Linked DNA regions of Homo sapiens: region 2 is linked to region 1. Evidence: chromatin loops called from intact Hi-C (ENCODE). Cell type or tissue: dorsolateral prefrontal cortex. All regions are shown on one strand. Each heading gives the region's core, and the rest is flanking DNA. Links, peaks and the distances in the headings are about the cores only. Region 1 overlaps QRICH2 (glutamine rich 2). Region 2 overlaps UBE2O (ubiquitin conjugating enzyme E2 O).

Region 1 (6,352 bases), core at 1,087-5,086:
CGCCTCGGCCTCCCAAAGTGCTGGGCATTACAGGCGTGAGCCACTGAGCCCTGCCTTCAACTGGACTTTTGTTTTCTTGGAGGGACAAATGCATGTAATCATTGAGTATAAGTATTGTCCAGTGAACAGCAGGAAGCAACGCAGGTCAGCGCCAGGAGGTAATAGACACGTGCATGTCTCAGAGCCACCTTAGGTTGGTTCTGAAAGAAAAAGCAGAAGCAACTAGGAAGGCAGCTGGGTGGGGAGGCCAAGAGGAGAGACAGGAGGGGAAAAAGAGGCCGGGAAGAGGCAGGAAGAAGAGGCCAAGCCCCAGCAGGGGAGCCCTGGCCGCTCATGCCCTCCTGCCATATCACCCCAGGTCTCGAGACCGCAGCACCAACTCACTTTTGCTCTGGGAAGCATGTCTGCTTTCCTTTTCAAACTTTAAAGTGTGGTGGGGGTTTTTTTTGTTTTAATTTTTTTGGGTTTTTTTTTTTTTTTTTTTTTTTTTGAGACACATTCTCACTCTGTCACCCAGGCTGGAGTGCAGTGGTGCATTGTCGGCTCACTGCAACTCCATCTCCTGGGTTCAAGGAATTCTCCTGCCTCGGCTTCCCGAGTAGCTAGGATTATAGGTGCACACCACCATGCCCAGCTAACTTTTGTACTTTTAGTAGAGATGGGGTTTTGCCGTGTTGGCCAGGCTGGTCTCGAACTCCTGACCTAAAGTGATCCTCCTGCCTCGGCTTCCCAAAGTGTTGGGATTACAGGCAAGAGCCACTGCGCCTGGCCTTTTGTTTTAATTTTTACGTAATCTTAGATTCTAGAAGTTTGCAAAAGTTATAAAAAGTAACTTGTTTTATTTTTGTTTATTAATATATTTTTTCTTAATCCCAAATATGATAGCACCTTATGTTGTAGCGATTTGCTTTGGTTCTTTTGAGGTGCTTTTCTCTTTAGATAGCACAGATGTTCAGCTACTGTTGAGGTACCTGGCACCCTTCCTTCCTTGTAAGGCAAGGTGGGCCTCATCCTACAGGCTTTCACAAGTGGGTTGGAGCAAACTGAATCCCAGGACCAAAGGGTCCCATCCCTGCAGCAGCACTTACTCCTGCCATGCTACCAGCCAGGTCCCCCACTGCATCTCACTTCCCTTCCTGCACTTGGCTGGGAAAAGACCCAGGAGCCTGGGCTGACTGGCCAGGTAAAAACCAGGTAGAAAGCAGGGGCTCCTGCCTGTAATCTCAGCACTGTGGGAGGCCGAGGCTGGAGGATTGCTCGGACCCAGGAGTTCAAGACCAGCCTGGGCAACATTGCAAGATCTTATCTCTACAAAAAAATGTTTAAAATTAGCTGGATGTGGTGGTGCATGCCTGAAGTCCCAGCTACTCAGGAGGCTGAGGTGGGAGGATCGCTTGAGCCTGAGAGGTTGAGGCTGCAGTGAGCTGTGGTGGCATCACTGCACTGCAGCTTGGGTGACAGAGCAAGACCCTGTCTCAAAAAAAAAAAAAAAAGGAAACCAAAAAAACCCAAGTAGAAGAAGAAACCCTCCCTTTCCATAAGAGCCACACAAATTCCCCCTTTCCTCGTCTCCTGGCACTGAGTCAGTGTGTGAATGTGCGTGTATGCATGTGTGTGTCTGAGTGTGAGAGTGTGTGTGCGCATCTGTGTGTGTGTGCATGTGAGTGTGCGTGTGTAGGGGCCACTGTCATTCTCCTTTCCTGAACTCTTCTTCCAGGTACTTTTACAGCGGGTTGATGAACTAGAGAAGCTATTCAAAGATCGGGAGCAATTCCTGGTAATACCAGCCAGTTCCATGGGAAAGGGCTCTCCAGGGGGCTGGCCGTCTCTCAGTGTGGCCCTCTCTCCAGGGCTTGTCCATCCAGGGCAGGCAGTGTGTGCCCTCTGCCTCTCAAGTCTCTGCCCCAGGGTTGGAGGGAAATCTGCCCCAGCCCTGCCCAGCGCTCTGCTGGGTGCTCACATGGGACAGATAACTGGCTGCCCAACCTTCACTGGTCACTTGAAGGGTGATGAATTCTCCCTGGGGCTGGGGCTGTGAAGGACCCACCCAGATCCTGTTAGACCAAGTCTGTTCCTAAAGCTGCTTGGGATTAATCAAGGGGTGTATGTGTGTGTCTTTTCTGTCACTGTCAGGAACTAGTCAGCCGGAAGCTGAGTTTGGTTCCTGGTGCAGAAGAAGTCACCATGGTCACCTGGGAAGAGCTGGAGCAGGCGATTACGGACGGCTGGAGAGCCTCACAAGCGGTGAACCAGTGGGGGCCTGGGCCGTGGTCTTGGGTGGGGCTCCCCAGAACTTCTCGCTTTGTACAGCTGCACAGGATTCTGTTCTATGGATATTCATAGTTCGCAAGTTTCATTGATATGGGTGTTTTAAATGCTTTTTCCAATCTTAAGAACAAGGTGTCATTCACGTGTGAATAACATGCATCCCTAGAAAGGGATGTGTGTTAGTGATTTGGCTAGCCATTGATAAATTGCCTTCCATGGCTGCTGTTCCAGTGTAGACCCCCACCATCAATGGGAGAGAGAGCTTGTTCCCTGACATCCCCCCAGCGCTGTATGGTTGGTACCCAATTTTTTTAGCTTTGCCAACCCACTGGATCAATAGAAAAATCGTACCTGAGTGTAGTTTTTATTTGCTTTTATACCTTCTCAAACTTTCTTTACAGTCTGTCCTGAAATGCAGGGATCTTTCCTTATTAGTGGACCATGGTGACAGACCCTGGAAGTAAAACCTCTGTAGGGGGCCCTTTGCTGGTGGCGACTTTTTTTTTTTTTTTTTTTTTGAGACAGAGTTTTGCTCTATTACCCAGGCTGGAGTGCAGTGGCGCGATCTCGGCTCACTGCAAGCTCCGCCTCCCGGGTTCACGCCATTCTCCTGTCTCAGCCTCCAGAGTAGCTGGGACTACAGGCGCCCACCACCACGCCTGGCTAATTTCTTTTTGTATTTTTAGTAGAGACGGGGTTTCACGGTGTTGCCCAGGAAAGTCTCGATCTCCTCACCTCGTGATCCGCCCGCCTCGGCCTCCCAAAGTGCTGGGATTACAGGCGTGAGCCACCGCGCCCGGCCGCTGGTGGCGACTTTTGCACACAGGCATGCATCTGTCTGTCTTGAGACAGTGTACAGATGACCAAATTGTTTTCCGATCCCCGACCTACTTTCATCTGATTAAAATCAAGCTGGATATATTCAAATGGCCCTCAAAGATGAGGCTTAACTTCCCTTTTGGTCTTGACATCCCTCCCGCTGGCTTTGGGCTAGTGGGTTATCAAAACAAGCAAGCCAACTTTGAGGGCCATTTGAAAATGTAGACGGAAGCAGGGTGAAGAGTAAAGCTTTTGGCGCCACCAAGTGGCCATCTTGGGGAGCGCCAAATATCTGGGTACAAAAAACAACCTGGGATCTCCAGGACCATTTTCTGATTTCAGGGCTCATTCTCAGAGGAAAGCGGCATCAGAAAGATGTTGCAAGAGGGGCCGGGCGCGGTGGCTCCAGCCTGTAATCCCAGCACTTTGAGAAGTCGAGGGGGGCGGATCACTTGCGTTCAGGAGTTCGAGCCCAGCCTGGACAACATGATGAAACCCTGTCCCTACCAAAAATACAAAAATTAGGTGGGTGTGGTGGTGCACACCTGTAATCGCAGTTACTCAGGAGACTGAGGCAGAAGAATCGCTTGAACTCGGGAGGCGGAGGTTGCAGTGAGCTGAGATCTCACCACTGCACTCTAGCCTGGGCCACAAGAGCAAGAACTCCATCTCAAAAAAAAAAACAAAAGTAGGTAAACTGGAAAGACTAACCAGTCAGTCATGCAGTGCCTCGGGAGGAAAAAGGGGACAGTATGCGCTTCTTGTGGCTGTTCCAACAAATGACCAGAGACCGATCTGTGTGGCTTAAAACCACACAGATCTGTTATCTTACAGTTCGGGAGGACACAAGGCCAGTACCAGTTTCACTGGGCAGAAGTCAAGGTGTTGGCAGGGCTGGTTTCCTCTGGCAGCTCTGGGGGGAGAATCCATTTCCTGGTCATTTTCAGCCTCTAAGTGTGGCTGGCAGCCCCTGGTTCTGGCCATATCAGCTTCAGCCTCCTTCTTGTAAAGACCTTTGTGACTTCATCACTGCATCCACCCGGATAATCCGGGATACTCCCTCCGTCTCAAGATCCTTAATTGTACCTGCAAAGTCCCTTTTACCACGTAAGGTAATGCTCCCAGGTTCAGGGGATGGGGACATGGATATCTTTGGGAGTTTATATTCAGCACACCATAGTGACTAAAACCAAAATAATGGTTTTTCAGAACAAACACCTTGAAGTCCTAGACAAATGGACATGACAGCTACAGAGGTGGGGGTGGGGTGGGGGGGAAACGGGGTCCTAGAAAGGTCGGTACAGTTTTCATTAAGGGCATCAGATGAGACTCCTGTCATTTCTGAGGATGACAGGAATTATAAATAATGAGTGCCGGCCGGCGCGGTGGCTCACAGCTGGAATCCCAGCACTTTGGGAGGCTGAGGTGGGGGATCACCTGAGGTCAGGAGTTGGAGACCAGCCTGGCCAACATGGTGAAACGCCATCTCTACTAAAAATACAAAAATTAGCCGGGTGTGGTGGCACATGCCTGTAATCCCAAGCACTTGGGAGGCTGAGGCAGGAAAATCATTTGAACCCGGGAAACGAAGTTGCAGTGAGCTAAGATCGTGCCACTGCACTCCAGCCTAGCTGACAGAGTGAGACTCTGTCTCACACACACACACACACACACACACACACACACACACACACACACAAAATTAGCCAGGTGTGGTGGCAGGAGCCTGTAATCCCAGCTACTTGGGAGGCTGAAGCAGGAGAATCTATAGAACCTGGGAGGCAGAGGTTGCAGTGAGCCGAGATTGCACCACTGCAGTCCAACCTGGGTGACAGAGTGAGACCCTGTCTCAAAAAAAAAAAAAAAAATTATAAAACACCACCAACTCTAAGATACATCCTGATTTCAGAGATGTTAAAATGTATGTGTGGGTGTCGGGGCAGGATGTCCATCTTAGAATCAGTGAATGTATTTTGAGTCCCAAATGGACTTCTTCATTTTTTTTGAGACAGAGTCTCTGTCGTCACCCAGGCTGGAGTGCAGTGGTGTGATCTCGGCTCACTGCAACCTTCCCCTCTGGGGCTCAAGCAATCCTCCTGCCTCAGCCTCCCCGGTAGTTGGGACCACAGGTGCGTACCACCATACCTAGCTAATTTTTGTATTTTTAGTAGAGACAAGGTGTTGTCATGTTGCCCAGGCTGGTCTCAAACTCCAGAGCTCAAGTGATCCACCCGCCTCGGCCTCCCAAAGGGCTGGGATTACAGGCATGAGCTACCGCCCTGGCCTATCATATATTTTGTTCAAGATTTTGGCTCATTTGTTGTAATGTTAGGGCATGTTAAAGAAAAAATATTTTTGAGACAGTCTTGCTCTGCTGCCCAGGCTGGAGTGCAGTGGTACCATAAGGGCTTACTGCAACCTCGACCTCCTGGACTCAAGTGATCCTCTCACCTCAGCCTCCTGAGTACCTGGGACTACAGGTGCATGCCACCACACCTGACTAATATTTTGCATTTTTGAGACAGAGTCTTGCTCTGTTGCCCAGGCTGGAGTGCAGTGGCATGATCTTGGCTCACTGCAACCTCCACCTCCCGAGCTCAAGTGATTCTCCTGCCTCAGCCTCCCGAGTAGCTGGGATTACAGGTGCCCACCACCACGCCCGGCTAATTTTTTTGTATTTTTAGTAAAGATGGGGTTTCACCGTGTTGGCCAGGCTGGTCTTAAACTCCTGACCTCGGGTGATCTGCCTGCCTTGGCCTCCCAAAGTGCTGGGATTACAGGCGTGAGCCACCATGCCTGGTCATATTTTGTATTTTGTAGAAAGGTTTTTGCCATGTTGCCCAGGCTGGTCTCAAACTCCTGGCCTCGAGCAGTCTGCCAGCCTTGGCCTCCCATAGTGCTGGGATTGAGCCACTGCACCCAGTCTCAATCCTGGCCCTCTACTCATGATGCAGGCACACCGCACAATTTCCATAAAGTCACCACTGTCTGCCAAAACCCATAATGGAGGTTAACACCCAGTTTCAAAATCTTTATTTTACGTTTATGCTAAAGGACTCTACCAACCATGCAGGCAGGTCAAATTGGTCTCAGGTCATATTTGTCTCAGGTGTGTTGTATGTGCTTACCTGGGGCTAGTGGCACTCCCCCACTGCTTTCATCCTGGTCTGTGCGAGGGCTGAAGTGGCCATTACCAGAGCTTGTTCTCTTGCTTCTCAACAATCTTTTAATATTTATATTTATCTTTATTTGCTTTTGGAGTTGT
Region 2 (6,352 bases), core at 837-4,836, 95 kb before region 1:
GAGCCACAGGACTTGTTTTAGGGCGTGTGGGGCGTGTGTGTGAGTGGGCTTCTGCAGGTGGGCAGCCAGCGGGCACAGGCGTGGAGAGCATGGTCACCCATGGAGACACCGCTCACGGGGACTTTCCTTTGGCCCCACATCCCGCAGGGTCTCTTCTTCGATGATTCCTATGGCTTCTACCCAGGCCAGGTGCTCATTGGCCCTGCCAAGATCTTCTCCAGCGTCCAGTGGCTGTCAGGTGTCAAGCCCGTGCTCAGCACCAAGAGCAAGTTCCGAGTGGTGGTGGAAGAGGTGGGTCCGGGCCCAAGGGTAGGAGATGGAGTCCTTGACCTCCACACCCTGGAGCTGAGCTGCTGCCCCTTTCCTTCCTGCTCTTGAGGGTTGAGCCCCGCTCCTCAGCATCTGGACCCTGTTGATCTCAAAGGGCTTTGGGGATAAAGGGAACCCAGGCTCTGGTCATAGTGACCAAAAGACAGATGTGCCCCAGCCCAGCCTGTACAGGCTGAGCAAGGTGGGAGGGTGGCAAGTGGCAGTTCCAGTGGCCCCTGGCTGGTATGAGCAGTGACACTGGTCCTGGGCATTGGGTGGGGGCCGTGGTTACAGTTGGGGCCTGCTCTGATGTGTCTGTACTTGGTGCTGCACTAGGAAGATCAGTTTCCTGCTCTGGAGGTCAAGTGGGCTTTGGGCAGCTGGCTAAAGAGAGTGCTGTCAGAGCCTGCCCTGACTGGCGTGTCCCACCTGCCATCCCCAGGTGCAGGTTGTAGAGTTGAAAGTTACATGGATTACCAAGAGTTTCTGTCCAGGGGGCACGGACAGCGTCAGCCCCCCACCCTCTGTCATCACCCAGGAAAACCTAGGCAGGTAAGCATGCCCTTACTGCCAGCAACCCAGGGGCACGCGTGGGACAGGGCTCTGGGCCCTGGTCACATGCCTGGGGAGGCTTAAGAACACTGCTGGCCTCCCAGGAGTCCAGCCCAGCTCACCCCCACTTCTTCCCCAACCAGGGTGAAGCGTCTCGGATGCTTTGACCATGCTCAGCGGCAGCTTGGGGAGCGCTGTCTGTATGTCTTCCCAGCCAAGGTAGAGCCAGCCAAGATTGCCTGGGAATGTCCAGAAAAAAACTGCGCCCAGGGGGAGGGCTCTATGGCCAAGAAGGTATGTCCTTGGGGTTGGGGATTGGTGGGCATTTGAGGAACTGGCCTTGAGCCATTTCCATGGCCAAGAAGGACAGTCTGTGCTTTAGGCCTTGGGGGGCAGCCCTGATGACCCTTGCCGGCTACTCAGGTGTATACAGCTGTCATCCCCCCAGCCTGAGATGCCTAGGGCCAGGCCTGCCCAGGTGCACCTCACAGCCCTGTCCTCTCTGCTCCGCCCTTGCAGGTGAAGCGCCTGTTGAAGAAGCAGGTTGTGCGGATCATGTCATGCTCCCCAGACACCCAGTGTTCCCGGGACCATTCCATGGAAGACCCAGACAAGAAGGGGGAATCCAAAACCAAGAGCGAAGCGGAGTCTGCCAGCCCTGAGGAGACGCCCGATGGCTCTGCCAGTCCAGTGGAGATGCAGGACGAGGGTGCAGAGGAGCCCCACGAGGCAGGAGAGCAGCTGCCCCCATTCCTGCTAAAAGAAGGCAGAGATGACAGGCTGCACTCGGCAGAGCAGGACGCAGATGATGAGGCTGCTGATGACACGGACGACACCAGTTCGGTGACCTCCTCTGCCAGCTCCACCACTTCCTCCCAGAGCGGCAGCGGCACGAGTCGCAAAAAGAGCATCCCCTTGTCCATCAAGAACTTAAAGCGCAAACACAAGAGGAAGAAGAATAAAATCACTCGAGACTTCAAGCCAGGGGACAGGTAAACTCAGAGTTGTGCCCCTCCCCAATGGCGTCAGCGTGAAGCCAGGCAGAGTGCGCGTCCCCTCGGTGTGCGTGCCTGCGCTCGCACACACACCTCTGCATGCCTTGTAGTGGCTCCGGGGCTCCCACCCGAGACAACGTAGGTGCCTGGGGTAGGCCCTGGTGGAAAGCAGAGACTGAGGAGTGGTGCAGAGGGTGGGATGGTGGTGGCCTTAAGCTTGGCCTTCTGGAACCACATTTGCCTGAGCTCTCCCAAGTGGATCCTGTTCTCAGAGAATGCGTGGCCTTGGAACCCTGGGTGAGCTTCCTGTGCACCAGAGACTCATCCTGCCAACCTGGGATTCAGAGTTTCAGGTTACCAAGCCCACAGGGACAGGAAGGGACAGAAAGACTCTCTGCCCTTTCCGCGGAGGGGGTGGGGTTTGCATGGCCTGCTGACTGGCCTGCACCCGCAGGGTGGCAGTGGAGGTGGTGACCACGATGACCTCAGCCGACGTGATGTGGCAGGATGGCTCCGTGGAATGCAACATCCGCTCCAACGACCTCTTCCCTGTGCACCACCTGGACAACAACGAGTTCTGCCCTGGAGACTTCGTGGTAGATAAGCGAGGTAGTGCCAGCTCTGGAAGGGCAGCCAGCAGGGTGGTCGCCAATGAGGGCCCGGGTTGGGGCTTGTGGAGAATGGGCAGTGGATCTGGGGTCAGAGCTAAAATGAGGTCCAGAAGGGGACTGCCCTCATGAAGGGGTCTCACCACTTCCAAGACGGGGGAAGGTCAGGGTTCTGCACTCTGCACTGGCTTGAGATGTGGGCTCCTTAGCCGGGATCCCTTAGCTAGTCACTTCCCTTTCTCTGGTTCCCTAGTCCAGAGCTGTCCAGACCCTGCTGTCTACGGTGTGGTACAGTCTGGGGACCACATCGGCCGTACCTGCATGGTGAAGTGGTTCAAGCTGAGGCCGAGTGGGGACGACGTGGAGGTGTGTGCAGCCCCTACTGCTTGCTTCAGGTGGGCTCTGGGGTTGGGTGTAGGACCCCTAGCTCATGACAACCTGTCCTGTGCCACAGCTGATTGGAGAAGAGGAAGATGTGAGTGTTTACGACATTGCTGACCACCCTGACTTTAGGTTCCGTACAACTGACATCGTCATCCGCATCGGCAATACTGAGGATGGGGCTCCTCACAAGGAGGATGAGGTACGCCTTCAAATTCAAGTTCTGGATGGCTGCTCACTGCCCTGTGCACCAGCTGCAGTCCCTGATGCTGCCACCAGGTGGCTCTAGGAGACAAGACCTGAAAGTCCTCTGGGCTCAGTGTCCTCAGAAGGGCAGCTGCCCCAGAGTCAAGCTGCCGCTCAGCACTAGCAGCTGCAGAAGGACTTGTTTCCCTGCCTCCCTTCTGGGGTCAGGCTTCTTGAGCTGCCGCTGGTTACATTTACCAGAGGAGCTAAGTTCCTTGTCACAAGCCAGGTGGGCATGATGTCAGTCACTGCAGAGCACAGGAGGGGCTGGGGAGCTGGAGCTTGAGCTGGGCCCCCTGACTTTGTCCCCTTTGCCCAGCAGCCATCGGTGGGCCAGGTGGCCCGTGTGGACGTCAGCAGCAAGGTGGAGGTGGTGTGGGCTGACAACTCAAAGACCATCATCCTGCCCCAGGTGAGGCTCTGGCAAGACCCCCCTGCTGAGCTTGTGACTATGGCAACTTGGGCCGGGGGCCACAGGCGTGTAGCCAGAAGATGGGCTCTCAGGTCTTCCTGGTGAGATCTCAGCGAAAGCGTGAGGGGAAAGGCAGGCATTCCACACAGCCCTTGGTGCAGGCCTGCAGTTGGCCCACCAGCCTCGCTTCTCCCAGCAATCTCTTCACGTCCATCTCTGGGTGCATGTAGACTTTCACAAACCTCCAGGATTTTCCTGGATTGTCAGCTCACTATGCTACGAAGAATGCAAGTTCCCTCCTAAAAGGAGATGGAGACTTTCCTACCACCCTTTTTAGAAAGCTCTAACAGAGAAGGAGAGAAAGGAGAGAGCCGACCCAGTTCTAGCCCCACCTGCTGGGTCCTGAGCAGAAGGGCTACACGGGCTCTCCTTCCCTCGCCTCCTGGTTGGAGCCACACAGCCCAGCTCTCCTCTCCTGGTCCACACAGGGGGCAGGAGTGGGGGCGGGAATGGCTTGCCCCATCACCTTAACGGCCATTCCAGGGAACGCAGCAGGATATGTCGGCCCTTCTACATGTCCCCTCTTGTCATATGTTCCCAGCTCCCCACACAGGCCTCCTTGGCTGCATCATTAGCTGACCCTGCGCTTTTCAGGTGTGGGACTGGGCCTGCCAAGGTCCCCTAACGCCTTGGACAGATGCTGACGAAGTGCACAGAGCAGGAGGAGAGGCTGGAACAGACCACTGGCTGGGGCTTTGGGTCCAGCTGGAGGGTGGGACAGGTGAAGGGCCTCTCCCAGAGACCTAGGGACTGCAAAAGCCAGAGCAGAGGTCAGGGAAAGGGTGGAATGAGGTTGCCAAGGCCTCATGAGCCCAGTCGCCATCAGCTGTGCGGATCAGGGATCCCCAGAGCTCCTCCTTAGTGGTGGGGAGGTGACTTCCTGTCTGCTTACCCTGGCACTTCCCTTCTGCCCCCAGCACTTGTACAACATAGAGTCTGAGATTGAGGAGTCAGACTACGATTCGGTAGAAGGCAGCACCAGCGGGGCATCCTCGGATGAATGGGAAGATGATAGTGACAGCTGGGAGACGGACAATGGGCTGGTGGAGGACGAGCACCCCAAGATAGAGGAGCCCCCCATCCCACCCCTGGAGCAGCCGGTGGCCCCTGAGGACAAGGGAGTGGTGATCAGTGAAGAGGCAGCCACAGCTGCCGTCCAGGGGGCTGTGGCCATGGCTGCCCCCATGGCCGGGCTGATGGAGAAGGCTGGCAAGGACGGGCCACCCAAGAGCTTCCGGGAGTTGAAAGAGGCCATCAAGATCCTGGAGAGCCTCAAGAACATGACTGTGGAGCAGCTGCTGACGGGCTCGCCCACCTCTCCGACTGTGGAGCCTGAGAAGCCAACTCGGGAGAAGAAGTTTCTGGATGACATCAAGAAGCTACAGGAAAACCTCAAGAAGACCCTGGACAATGTGGCCATTGTAGAGGAGGAGAAGATGGAAGCAGTGCCCGACGTAGAGCGCAAGGAGGACAAGCCCGAGGGGCAGTCACCTGTGAAGGCTGAGTGGCCCAGCGAAACCCCGGTGCTGTGCCAGCAGTGTGGCGGCAAGCCTGGCGTCACCTTCACCAGCGCCAAGGGCGAGGTCTTCTCCGTACTGGAGTTTGCACCCTGTGAGTCAGCCCTTGCCTGGTCTTCGCCTTCCCCCGCCTTCTCGGGGCTCCTGTTTGTGTCACCAGATCTGGGTGCAGGGTGGTTAGTCCCCTCGCCAGACCCCAGCTACTGCCCCAGGGCAAACCATTTCCCTGTGTGGTCACAGTGCTGAGGCCAGCAGCGGCGAGTGGGAAGTCTGTGGGTGTGCTCACCTGTCCAGCCAGGTTGGCAGATGGAGCTCCAGGGCCTCTCCATGAGGGACTGACTATTCTCTTCCCCCCTCTAGCAAATCATTCTTTTAAGAAAATTGAGTTCCAGCCTCCAGAAGCCAAGAAGTTCTTCAGCACAGTGCGGAAGGAGATGGCGCTGCTGGCTACCTCACTGCCTGAGGGCATCATGGTCAAGACTTTTGAAGATAGAATGGCAAGTAGGCTTGGCATGGGCAGGTGCAGATGTGCTGTGTGGGCACCCAGTGCCCAAGAGGCCACCAACCTTGGGTCCCCAAACCTCCGGGGCTGACTGGCACCTGCGAGGACACTCACCCACCCACCTTTTACAGGGGCGGTCACAGGCTCAGTCAGGTGAGGGCTGACTCAGCCGTGTGTCCAGGCCAGATGGTTCTTTCTTTCCTCCCTCCTTTAAAAAATTACTTTCTCGGCCGGGCGCAGTGGCTCACACCCGTAATCCCAGCACTTTGGGAGGCCGAGGTGGGTGGATCACGAGGTCAGGAGATCGAGACCATCCTGGCTAACACAGTGAAACCCCGTCTCCACTAAAAAAAAAAAAAAAATTACAAAAAACTCTCCCGCCACCATGCGGGCGCCTGTAGTCCCAGCTACTCTGGAGGCTGAGGCAGGAGAATGGCGTGAACCTGGGAGGTGGAGCTTGCAGTGAGCCGAGATCACGCCACTGCACTCCAGCCTGGGTGACAGAGCGAGATTCTGTCTCAAAAAAAAAAATTACTTTGAAATAGGCCGGGTGCGGTGGCTCACGACTGTAATCCCAGCACTTCGGGAAGCCGAGGCAGGTGGATCACCTGAGGTCAGAAGTTTGAGACCAGCCTGACCAACCCGGTGAAACCCTGTCTCTACTAAAAATACAAAAATTAGCCGGATGTGGTGGCGGGTGCCAGTAATCCCAGCTACTCGGGAGACTGAGGCAGGAGAATCACTTGAACCTGGGAGGCAGAGGTTGTAGT

The links. A loop is a pair of places that touch in the nucleus more often than their neighbours do. Peaks named below come from ENCODE experiments on the same cell type or tissue, not always from the same donor. Only the 100,000 strongest peaks of a DNase experiment are listed, where the experiment ranks them.
Region 2: it touches region 1 in a loop (8-fold over the local background); 107 of 110 quality-filtered maps call a loop at or near these places.

Annotation. Positions count from the first base shown.
Region 1 is chr17:76,300,307-76,306,658 of GRCh38, reverse strand. It overlaps QRICH2 (glutamine rich 2), which reads left to right. Exons shown (of 19, transcript NM_001388453.1): 2 at 1,718-1,777; 3 at 2,134-2,244. Among named protein-coding and RNA genes, the nearest start is that of QRICH2, 4.8 kb to the left of the region's middle. In dorsolateral prefrontal cortex, for the core only: CTCF peaks have their summits at 3,152 and 3,370 (motif pointing left); no DNase peak of the experiment used is centred there.
Region 2 is chr17:76,394,950-76,401,301 of GRCh38, reverse strand. UBE2O (ubiquitin conjugating enzyme E2 O) reads left to right here. Exons shown (of 18, transcript NM_022066.4): 6 at 148-291; 7 at 752-861; 8 at 1,005-1,155; 9 at 1,381-1,853; 10 at 2,311-2,465; 11 at 2,718-2,830; 12 at 2,919-3,047; 13 at 3,414-3,503; 14 at 4,481-5,174; 15 at 5,441-5,577. Among named protein-coding and RNA genes, the nearest start is that of SPHK1, 14 kb to the right of the region's middle. RefSeq lists an enhancer at 1,900-2,400. In dorsolateral prefrontal cortex, for the core only: CTCF peaks have their summits at 2,915 and 3,121 (motif pointing right); a DNase peak (open chromatin) is centred at 3,141; H3K27ac peaks cover 523 bases.